Linked DNA regions of Homo sapiens: region 1 is linked to region 2. The links are chromatin loops, found by intact Hi-C in ENCODE. Cell type or tissue: PC-3. All regions are shown on one strand. Region 1 overlaps SLC9A6 (solute carrier family 9 member A6). Region 2 has its middle 34 kb from the start of FHL1.

What was found. A loop is a pair of places that touch in the nucleus more often than their neighbours do. Peaks named below come from ENCODE experiments on the same cell type or tissue, not always from the same donor. Only the 100,000 strongest peaks of a DNase experiment are listed, where the experiment ranks them.
Region 1: a loop joins it to region 2, with 4 times the contacts of the local background. A loop is called at or near these places in 34 of 110 quality-filtered maps.

Annotation. Positions count from the first base shown.
Region 1 is chrX:136,045,526-136,050,525 of GRCh38, forward strand. SLC9A6 (solute carrier family 9 member A6) reads left to right here. Exons shown (of 18, transcript NM_001379110.1): 18 at 1-1,744. Among named protein-coding and RNA genes, the nearest start is that of SLC9A6, 63 kb to the left of the region's middle. In PC-3, no CTCF peak of the experiment used is centred here; DNase peaks (open chromatin) are centred at 986 and 1,896; H3K4me3 peaks cover 1,665 bases; H3K27ac peaks cover 3,246 bases.
Region 2 is chrX:136,160,599-136,165,598 of GRCh38, forward strand. It overlaps a transcript of FHL1 not described here. Among named protein-coding and RNA genes, the nearest start is that of FHL1, 34 kb to the right of the region's middle. In PC-3, a CTCF peak has its summit at 2,437; a DNase peak (open chromatin) is centred at 2,423; H3K27ac peaks cover 1,083 bases.

The sequences.
Region 1 (5,000 bases), 120 kb before region 2:
AGAGAATGGTGGTTTCAGAGATCTCTCTTCCCAAATGTGTAAATATTCTATACCAGATAAGTTTAAATAAGAAATTTAATTGCTGCTTAATTTTTGATTATGTACTTTATCTGTATAGCAGGCTTTGTCGTCAGAAGTTTTTATATCGATTTAAATTGCTGCTCTTTAGCAGCCAAACAGGAGCAAAATGTAAAATTTTTGAACTTACTGTGTCTAATCATCATTTGTTAGTCTGTAGTTAATGTCAACAGTTAATTTATGAACCCACGATCGTTCCACACTGCACCAAAGTCAGTCATAAGAGAAATCGAATATTCTGGAGCACTGATTGCAGCAGGGTGGCTCCTTTGTGTGCAGCAGGTGTAGTAGTCTTCATTTTCATGGTACGTTTTAATATTAATTACCTAAGCTGCCATGCATTTTTTTTTTTACAGTTCTCAAGGAAGAGCACAGAACAATTTCTCATTTCATATTTGGAGTATGAAAGTAGATTCTATTTTGTAATGCTGATAATACCTAAAGATGCATTGAATGCTTGGAAGAATGCTTTTTGATGTTGATTTTGACCTGTTCATGATTCAGAAGAAAAACAAACTTTTTTGGATTTTTTTTCCCTCAGGTCTGAGTAGCATTGCCTTAAATCTTATCCAGTTAGAACATTGATTTATTTACATGATGTTCAGATTTTCCAGTGAAAAATACCCTTCTGAACAAAACATGTACTTACTCTCCGAAAGGCATCTATCTGTGCTATTGCAAACACTCCTTGAGATTTTAGGGGAATTCTAATGTTGTACCCTTTCGTGGCAGCTTTGACTGTTGGCATAGCCATTTGTTATGTAGTGGTAGCGACTTTCCTGCTATGCAGGAATCCCTCCCATGACGTGTATGTTTTACATGATGTGTGCCTCTTCACGCAGTAAATAGTTTCTTGTTAATGTATGTTTGAGGAGTTTGAACGTCAGTGTCACTTACCCACAAAGTTATTCAAGTTGTAAAAGGTTATACAATAATTTAACAACTACCTTTTTTATTCTGTCGGGTTACTGACCTCACTTTATGTAAATACTTCGCATGACAAATTCAGTAACTCGTCTATTTCAGCATGCATAAGACTTTTCACTAGGGAAACTGATAAAGCTTGAGTCAACTAAATCTGCCTTCATACTTTATCAAGGGGAACCAAGCCTGCTGTGCTTACATCAGCATCTGGAAGACTTTCCTCTCCTCTAATCTGTGTACACATCTCCAAGCAAGGAAGAAAAAACAAACTCTGCTCAGACGCCTATGAAACACCTGAATGAACTTTGATGAAGTACAGTCTGAGTTACCATCATGCACAAGTAGAACTGCTCTTGGACTTGTTTTCCTGTTGTTTGTGGAACCTACGCGTTTGAATGGCTTGAACGTTGCATCTTTTAAAGTTATTTTTTAAGGTTTCTTGGCATTTATCCTAGTTGTCCGTGTTTGGCAATGTGCTGTTAAAGTAATAGACTTTTAATCTTTATGTATTTTTTGTTTTCTCTGGAGTACTTGGACAGATGTTATAGTGGTTTCTTTTAGGAAAATCTGTCATTAAAAAAGTTATAGCCTTGCAAATAACCACTCACAGTATTTGAGTCACAGTTTATTTTAGTGAGACGTAAAGAGTGCTGACTTCATTTATTTTTCTACCTATATACCTAGTGGAAAAGGGGAAGACTAATGTTTTCAAATAAACAAACAGAAACCTAACAGAACTTAACTTATGGGTTGGCAAATTTTTGGTGCTTATGTGTAAGGGTGGATGTATTTGCTTATGGTCACAATTGGACTCTTTAGGAAATATGACTCAAAGCTGTCAAATTCTATTACATTGATTTGTAGCCTGTTAGCTTAGTAATGGATAATGTTATAAAAATGCTGGTATGGGGAAAGAGAATTCTATATCCAGTTAGGTGGGAAGGCAGTTCCAAGTATATCCAGTTAGGTAGGAAGGCAGTTCCAAGTTTGGCTAAAAGCATGATCACACAAATACAAATAGTCCTCCTTCCAAGTTAAAGACACGTCTCTCTGTGCATGAGAAGTTTTATAGGCTAGAGTCTGCTGACTGCAAGTTTGTCTAGTCCAGCAATGGCACCAACCACACTGTCTGTTGTGTTTTCTTGTCATCCACTCCAGCTTCCTTGTTTATGGCCCAGTGAGAGACATTGGTGGGGGATGGTCCACACACAACAGGCTCTTTTCTTGAAGGAACCCATGTTTTCTAATTCCCTACACAAAACCCTACATTAGATCTGAGCAGGTACAGTTGTTAACCTGACCCAATGCAGGAGTATAATGAGATGAGAGTCCCCGACAGGACGTACGCCACACAGATGATGTAGTGTGAGGCTTGAAAATAAATTGGAAATGATAATAATAGTTCTCATTTTTGAGCCCTTCTTGGGTACTGGTCATGTGTATACAAGGCATTTTAAAATCTATAATCATGCATTGAGGGCACATTCTATCATCCTCAGTATACAGATGAAACTGAGGTGCAGAGAAGTCACACAGCGAGTAAGTGGCAGAGTCAGGACCCAAGTCAAGTCTGACTCCAAAGCCCAGATGCTTACTATTTTGCTGGCCCCAAAGGCAGGCTCTGCTGATTCATCCTGATTGTAACCAGAAGGATGAAGGGAATTGCAGAATTGCTTTCTAGCCTGCTGCCCCCGACCTGCTTGTCATCAGGCCAGGCTAAGGCATGAAGTCTCAGCTCTGTGCCTCCACTTGCTGCTGTGTTCTTGGCTGTCTTGTTGGCGTTCCCTGGTTGGGAGGGTCCTCGCATTCATAGCAAAGGGCCCTCCAGTGTCTTGTTGGGCCCATGGGCGAGCAGCCTGCCTAGCAGCATTTCTTCATGCTCTACCTCCCAACATTATCACCAAGGGGCCCGGATTTTATAGCAGAGTTTGCAGTCCTGAACAATGGCTTTGCATCCCCACAGTTAAGCATAGTAGAAAAAGCCCAGGCTCTGGAGTGACACAGACCTGGGTTCAAACCCAGGCTCTGCTGCTTGCTTATTGTGTAATGTTGACCACTTACTTCACTGAGCCTTTTAGTTTTCTCAGCTGTAAAGTTAATTCATTCAAGAAATATCTGAGTGCTTACTTTGTGCCACACACAGTAGAGATAGCAGCAAATAACTAAACAGTTCCAGCTCTCATGGAGAGTATTCTACGGGAGATGTAGCAATCTCATGGGGTTCTTAGGAATCATTCATGCAGGAAAGACTGATTGCCTTCTTGCCTTCTAGCAGGGGGGGATATCTTGTTTTTATGTTTTGTTTTGTTTTTGGTTTTTTGTTTGTTTGTTTGTTTTGAGATGGAGTTTCGCTCGTTTCGCTCTTGTCGCCCAGGCTGGAGTGCAATGGTACGTTCTCGGCTCACTGCAACCTCTGCCTCCCAGGTTCAAGTGATTCTCCTGCTTCAGCCTCCCGAGTAGCTGGGATTACAGATGCCGGCCACCATGCCGGGCTAATTTTTGTATTTTTAGTAGAGACGGGGTTTCACCACTTTGGCCAGACTGGTCTCAAACTCCTGACCTCAGGCGATCCACCCGCCTTGGCCTCCCAAAGTGCTGGGATTACAGGCATGAGCCACCGCGCCCAGCCGATATCTATCTTAAGTAATCAACAAATAAAAGAATCGTGGCTATGCGCGGTGGCTCATGCCTGTAATCCCAGCATTTTGGGAGGCCAAGGTGGGTGGATCACGAGGTCAAGAGATTGAGACCATCCTGGCCAACATGGTGAAACCTGGTCTCTACTAAAAATACAAAAATTAGCTGGGCATGGTGATGTGCGCCTGTAGTCCCAGCTACTCAGGAGGCTGAGGCAGGAGAATCGCTTGAACCTGGGAGGCAGAGGTTGCAGTGAGCCGAGATTATGCCACTGCACTCCAGCCTGGTGACAGAAAAAGACTCCATCCAAAAAAAAAAAAAATTATAAGTGCTAGCTGGATGTGATGGTGTGCACCTGTAGTCCCAGACACTCAACCCAGGAGGTTGAGGAAGGAGGATTGCTTCGGCCCAGGAAGTCAAAGCCACAGTGAGCTGTGATCACACCACTGCATTCCAGGCTAGGCAACAGGGCGAGAGCCTGTCTCAAAAAAAAAAAAAAAATGCAGGACAGTATGAGAGGGTACTGTAATCTGGTGATAAGGGGACTGGGGAAGATTGTCCTGATAAAGTGACATTTAGACCTCAAGTAAGTCAAGGGTCAGCCATGTGAAGCAGGGTGAGGACAAGGATCATTCCAGGCAGAGCAAACATTGATATTCCACCCGACCTTTATTCAGTCAAAACATTATTGAGTGACAAACACACCACATGCTGTGCTATCCTGTTTACATACAGTGAGGAATACCATAGACACAGGCCACCCTTGCGGCACTTACAAGTTAGTGGGGAAGACAGTAAGTATCCAACAATTACATAAGCAGAGCAAGGAGCATCTTGAACCAAAATCTGCCCCCGCAGCATCCTCTCCCTCGCCTCTGTCCCACTGGATCTCTTAGGGCGAGTTCACTCCCTGCTTTTGTGTTGCCACCTTCAGACATTTGAAAGGAGCTGGTATGTCTTCCCTGAGTCCTTCTGTCCCCATGCAAAACAACCCCATTCCCTTTCTGTCTTCAGGACATCTTCCAGAAGTCCATCATTCTTTTATGAACGCACCCAAGCGCACACTGGCTTTGTTTCAGTGGCTTCCTCACGTGCTCATCTTACAGTGGGTGGACTGTCCACAGAAAATCTGAGCCAATAGTGCCCTGCCCTCATAGAGCTTACATTCCAGTCAGGGAAGGCAGACCGTAAATCAACATACACACAAAATCATTCAAGTTGGGTAAGTGACAAATAGGAAATGAGATAGAGGGTGATGGGTGTGCGGAGGCAGGGTGGTTGTAGGAGGGACATTCAGGAGGTCTTGCTTAAGGGGTAACATTAAAACCAAGACCTGAAAGAGCCAGCCAGGCAGAGAACAG
Region 2 (5,000 bases):
TAGTTTCGTAGAGGCAGGGTCTCGCTATATTGTCCAGGCTGGTCTCAAACTCATGGCTTGTTTAGCTTATTAAACTTTATTTTGTATATTGGAAATAATTCTTTGTGTACAGATCTGTTAGGTGTCCTCATTGTTACATCTATTGTTAGACAGAATTTTATTTTTCTTAATTTCATTGGTTGCCTGAATTGACTATATATGTGGTACCACCTGTTAAAAGCAGATTTTGATGAGGAAGGGGAGAAAGAGGATAAAAATAACCTCTCCCTCAAGTCCCATTTCATGATGGAAGCTAGGATTCCAGTTCAGTGGCCAGGCTAAATGGTCACTTGATGCCAGTAGTGAGCTACTGCCACTGGATTTCTTTCAGTCAGCTTCACAATCGACACCAAATCCTGCAGCTGACGTGACTTTACTGCAATTCATGTTGATTGGAAAAATGGCAAAAGTCACCATCTAACCCAATCATAATATGTTTGTTTCCCAGATATAGACAGGCTGGGTTCGTCATTAGGCCTAGTGTAGTCATGCTCCCTAACTACTGTGAGTATCTGGAAGGATTGGGGAGGTATAGTGGCAGCGGCTTGTGGGACAGGCATGTGACAGCATCCTTTTGCCCCCTTGCTGCTCACCCACCTGCTTCTTGCCACCTATTGGCTCCTCTTTGTCTTCCCCTCATTCTGTCTTCTCTTTATCCTTAATCCAGTTACTTTTGAATTTTCTGTTAAGGAACCAGGAGAGCCTCAGCATGAAAATAATTGGCTTAAGTATTCAAAGTACCAGAGCAACATACTTTATAATTCTTGGACTGCCTGATTGTTACTGCTGCAGTGGTTTGTTGGGTATTAAATGAGACTTAGGGTATTTTGTAAACGTTTTCTGACATACAATTTGAAAGTTGAATTTTGTCACCTTACAAACTTAGTTATTCCTGCAACTTTTAAAACCCCCCTAAATTTTCCTTATGTGTTCATGATTATCCCCATAGCAGATAATGGCCACATGCGTGCTGATATGAAGGATTTGCTCCAGGGCTAATTGATGGGAGCAGAGCTGCCCAGTTGCTGAATTGTAAGGAAACAGTTCATGGAGCGCCAATGCCAATTTAGGAAAAGTATGGGGCTGAGTACTTAGTAAGATGAAATAAAAAAATATTTATCCAGTGCTTACTCTAAGGAGAAGGCACTTGGCTAGGTTTGCTAGATGCTGTGGGGAGCCTTAAAACAACAGTGATCTCTTCAAGGCCGGGCGTGGTGGCTCATGCCTGTAATCCCAGCACTTTGGGAGGCCGAGGCAGGCGGATCACTTGAGGTCAGGAGTTTGAGACCAGCATGGACAATATGGTGAAACCCCGTTTCTACTAAAAATACAAACATTAGCTGGGTGTGGTGGCATCTGCCTGTGGTCCCAGCTACTCAGGAGGCTGAGGCAGGAGGATCACTTGAACCTGGGATATGGAGGTGGCAGTGAGATGAGATTGTGCCACTCCACTCCAGCCTGGGCGACAGAGAGAGACCCTGTCTCAAAAAAAAAAAAAAAAAAAAAGTACTAGCGATCTCTTCAAGCAAAGAACGCCCATTCTAATTGGAGAAGCTGTTAAAGACACATGAAGGATGTGGTGGAAAGAGTATTGAACTGCATAGGGTGTGGGGAGAGAGTCAGGAGTTTTGAATCCTAGCCTGAGTTCTGCCACTAAGCATTGGAAACTCTGGGCAAATCATCTCCCCACTCTGGGTCTCAGTTTATAAAAAGGCAAATGAACGAGATCATCTCTAAGATATTCTGTAGATTGATTCATAAATGTGGAAGAGATTCTGGAAAACGGAAGCTTGAGCCCAGGAGTTCCAGACCAGCCTGGGCAACATGGTGAGACTCTGTCTCTACAAAAAATACAAAACATTAGCCTGGTGAGGTGATGTGTGTTTGTAGTCCCTGTTTCTCAGGAGGCTGAGGTGGGAGGATCACATGGGCCCAGGAGGCTGCAGTGAGCTATCACCTGGGAGCTTGTTAGAAATGCAACTTTCATGGGCCCCACTCCAGACCTAGGGAATCAGAAACGCTGGGGATGGGGCCCCGCCATCTGTGTCCTAACAAGGTCCTCTCTCAGGAGATTTTGAGGCACAATAAAGTCTGACAATTACAGGCTATAGGAATTTGGGTCAGTGGTTCTCAGCCTCTGCCATACAATAGATTCATCTGGGGGAACTTTGTTGGGGGTGGGGCGCTGACTTTGTTTGTGCTGCTGTAACAGAATATCTGAGACTGGATACCTTATAAAGAACAGAAATCTATTTCTCACGGTTCTGGAGACTGGGAAGTCCCAAGATCAAGGTGCAAACAGGTTCGATTGTTAAGGGCTGCTCTCTGCTTCCAAGATGACACTTTAGTTCTCCAGCCTCCAGAGGGGAGGAACGCCCTGCCCTCATGTGGCGGAAGGCAGAAGGGCAAGAGAGCCAAAGGCTCTGTTGAAGCTTTAATCCCATCCACCAGGGAGGAGCTCTCCCGGTTTAATCACCCCACCTCTTAGAGGCCCCACCTCTCAATACCATCACATTGTCCATTAAGATTCAACACCTGAATCTTGGACACATGAAAACCGTAGCAGGCACCCAGGCATCACTAGTTGCTTTGGCTCTCCAGGTGCCGCCAATTTTGAGAATCACTGGTTTAGGGGAAAGTGGCATGAACCAAGACTTCTGTCATTCTCTAGCTGCAATGAACGTCAGATGCAGGGAGTCAGCCAAAGCCAGAGGCTTGAATTTCACTCAAAGAAACTTGGCCTTTAGATTACAATGGAGAAAGGTTTTTGGCAATGGGAGTGATACATCCGAGGTGGAACATTTGAGAGATGATTCTGATGCTAGCTATGTGAAGAAGAGGGCATACCCATAGTTAAGAAATCTGATGAAATAGTCTGGTGTGAAGTGATAATGGGCCAAATTAGGACCTTAGAAATGAAATTATAAGGAAGAAAATGTATGAAAGCTCTTTTGCAGGAAAAATGGGCAGGGTTTGGCGATGGTTGCTGGGGTGACAGCAATGTTAGAATGTCTTTGGTTCAGGAGTACCTCTCAGACTTCTGGGAGGGCCAGTGCTCTCTAGATGCATCTGGCAAAATTGTCATGTATGGATCTGTACAATTCTTTGTTTTTTGTTGCTTTGATTTAGGAGTTATAATGCGGAGGTGACCCACAGCAAGTTATAGAAAAATACAGAATTACAGTCACCTCAAAAGCTACTCATGGTCATCATGTCAGAGGGAAAAAATGCTGTTTTTCTTTTAAGGAAAGAATGCTTGGAGTTGTGGGAAAGTTGTAGACTTGGCAATGAGTAATTCAAGCCTATCAGTCAATTAAGTGAGTTTTTATTTTATCATTTGTTTTATTTGGGAGCTGCTGTAATAGTCATTGAGAGGACATCAGTCTTCATATTTTTAAAACAAAACAAAAATACCATTGAACATTAGGGCAAAGGACAAGAATTTCAAGGTTTTTACCTTTTGACTTCAGCAAATATTTGCTGCTCCATTTTTCTTGCTAGATTTTGCCATTTGACTTGTGTTTTTCCTTTGTTCCAATTTGTTCTTTGTGCTTGATAACTGTAGTGTACTCTATTTTTTTTTTTTTGAGACACAGTCTTGCTCTTTTGCCCAGGTTGGAGTACAGTGGTGCAATCTCGGCTCACTGCAACCTCTGCCTCCTGGATTCAAGTGATTCTCGTGTCTCGGCCTCCCAAGTAGCTGGAATTACAGGCACGCACCACCATGTCTGGCTCATTTTTGTATTTTCAGTAGAGATGGGGCTTCACCATGTTGGCCAGGCTGGTCTCGACCTCCCAAAGTGCTGGGATTACAGGCGTGCATCACTGCTCCTTGCCTCTATTCTATTTTCGATGGCTTTTTTATTCATAAGTATTCTTAAGGTTTTAATATTCCAGTTAAAAAATAAATATATTTGTCCCTTTATGTTTTTCCCCAATATACTTATTCTTCCTTTATGACCAAAAATTATTCAAATTTGCATCCAGAAATGGCTCACAGAAAGAGCTCCTTGGTATTTATTTAGGGCATGGTGGGACCTTTTGTTAGTTTCTAGGTCATGCCACATCTGGAAGGAAAGACACCTTTTATTTACTAATTTGAAAATCTATGAAAGCAGACTCAGTATTTTACAGGGTTGCATATATTCCTATGCAAAGTTGCATATATTCCTATGCAAAGTTAAAAATGACTCACTACTCCAACTTTGGTAAATGTGTGCACTTTAGTTTTTGAAAGAAGTGCAAAAATCTGCAGAAAAATCTGGACTAATCATAACTTGAAATTTTTAGTATATCTGGTAGATAACTTTTAAAAATATAACCCATCTTTTCCCAAACTGGATAGGGATAATTCCTCTCTTTGCAAATTGTGAGGAATATTATGATTGTATCATATAAAATAAATATAGAAACGTGTAGAATAAATGATCTTCCAGAGTATATAGAGGATATCACCAGATAATACTCTGTACTAAATATAAGGACACAAAACTGGACTTTATTATATTTCTATAACTGGTAATATCCTTCCAGTTTTTGCTTGTTTATTAAATGAATATACTGTTAAAGATTTGGTTATGTTGTAGATCTTAATTATGTTGGAATTATTAAAAATGAGGCATCTTTAATCTGTACTGCTTATTTCCAATAAATTATTTTGCCGAATGAGAGCCAGTTTACCAGTTCTTTTGTTAAAGAAAATGAGCCAGTGGCTACCTCAGTTGTATTTATCATTGCCTTTTATGGTAAACATTTAAAATGTGTTTTTAATGGTGCACATGCCGATGTTTCTGACCTCTATAGTAGCATAAGTATTTGAATAAAAGTGAGGTAAATGAGAAGTCTGTGCCACCCAGTCTCATCACAAGTGTACCTAATTAAGAAGATGTTTGGAATTCACTGTTCTTTGATTTCTTGGGTGGGAGAGAATATTCTGAAGGCTGTGATTAAGGAATCGTTAC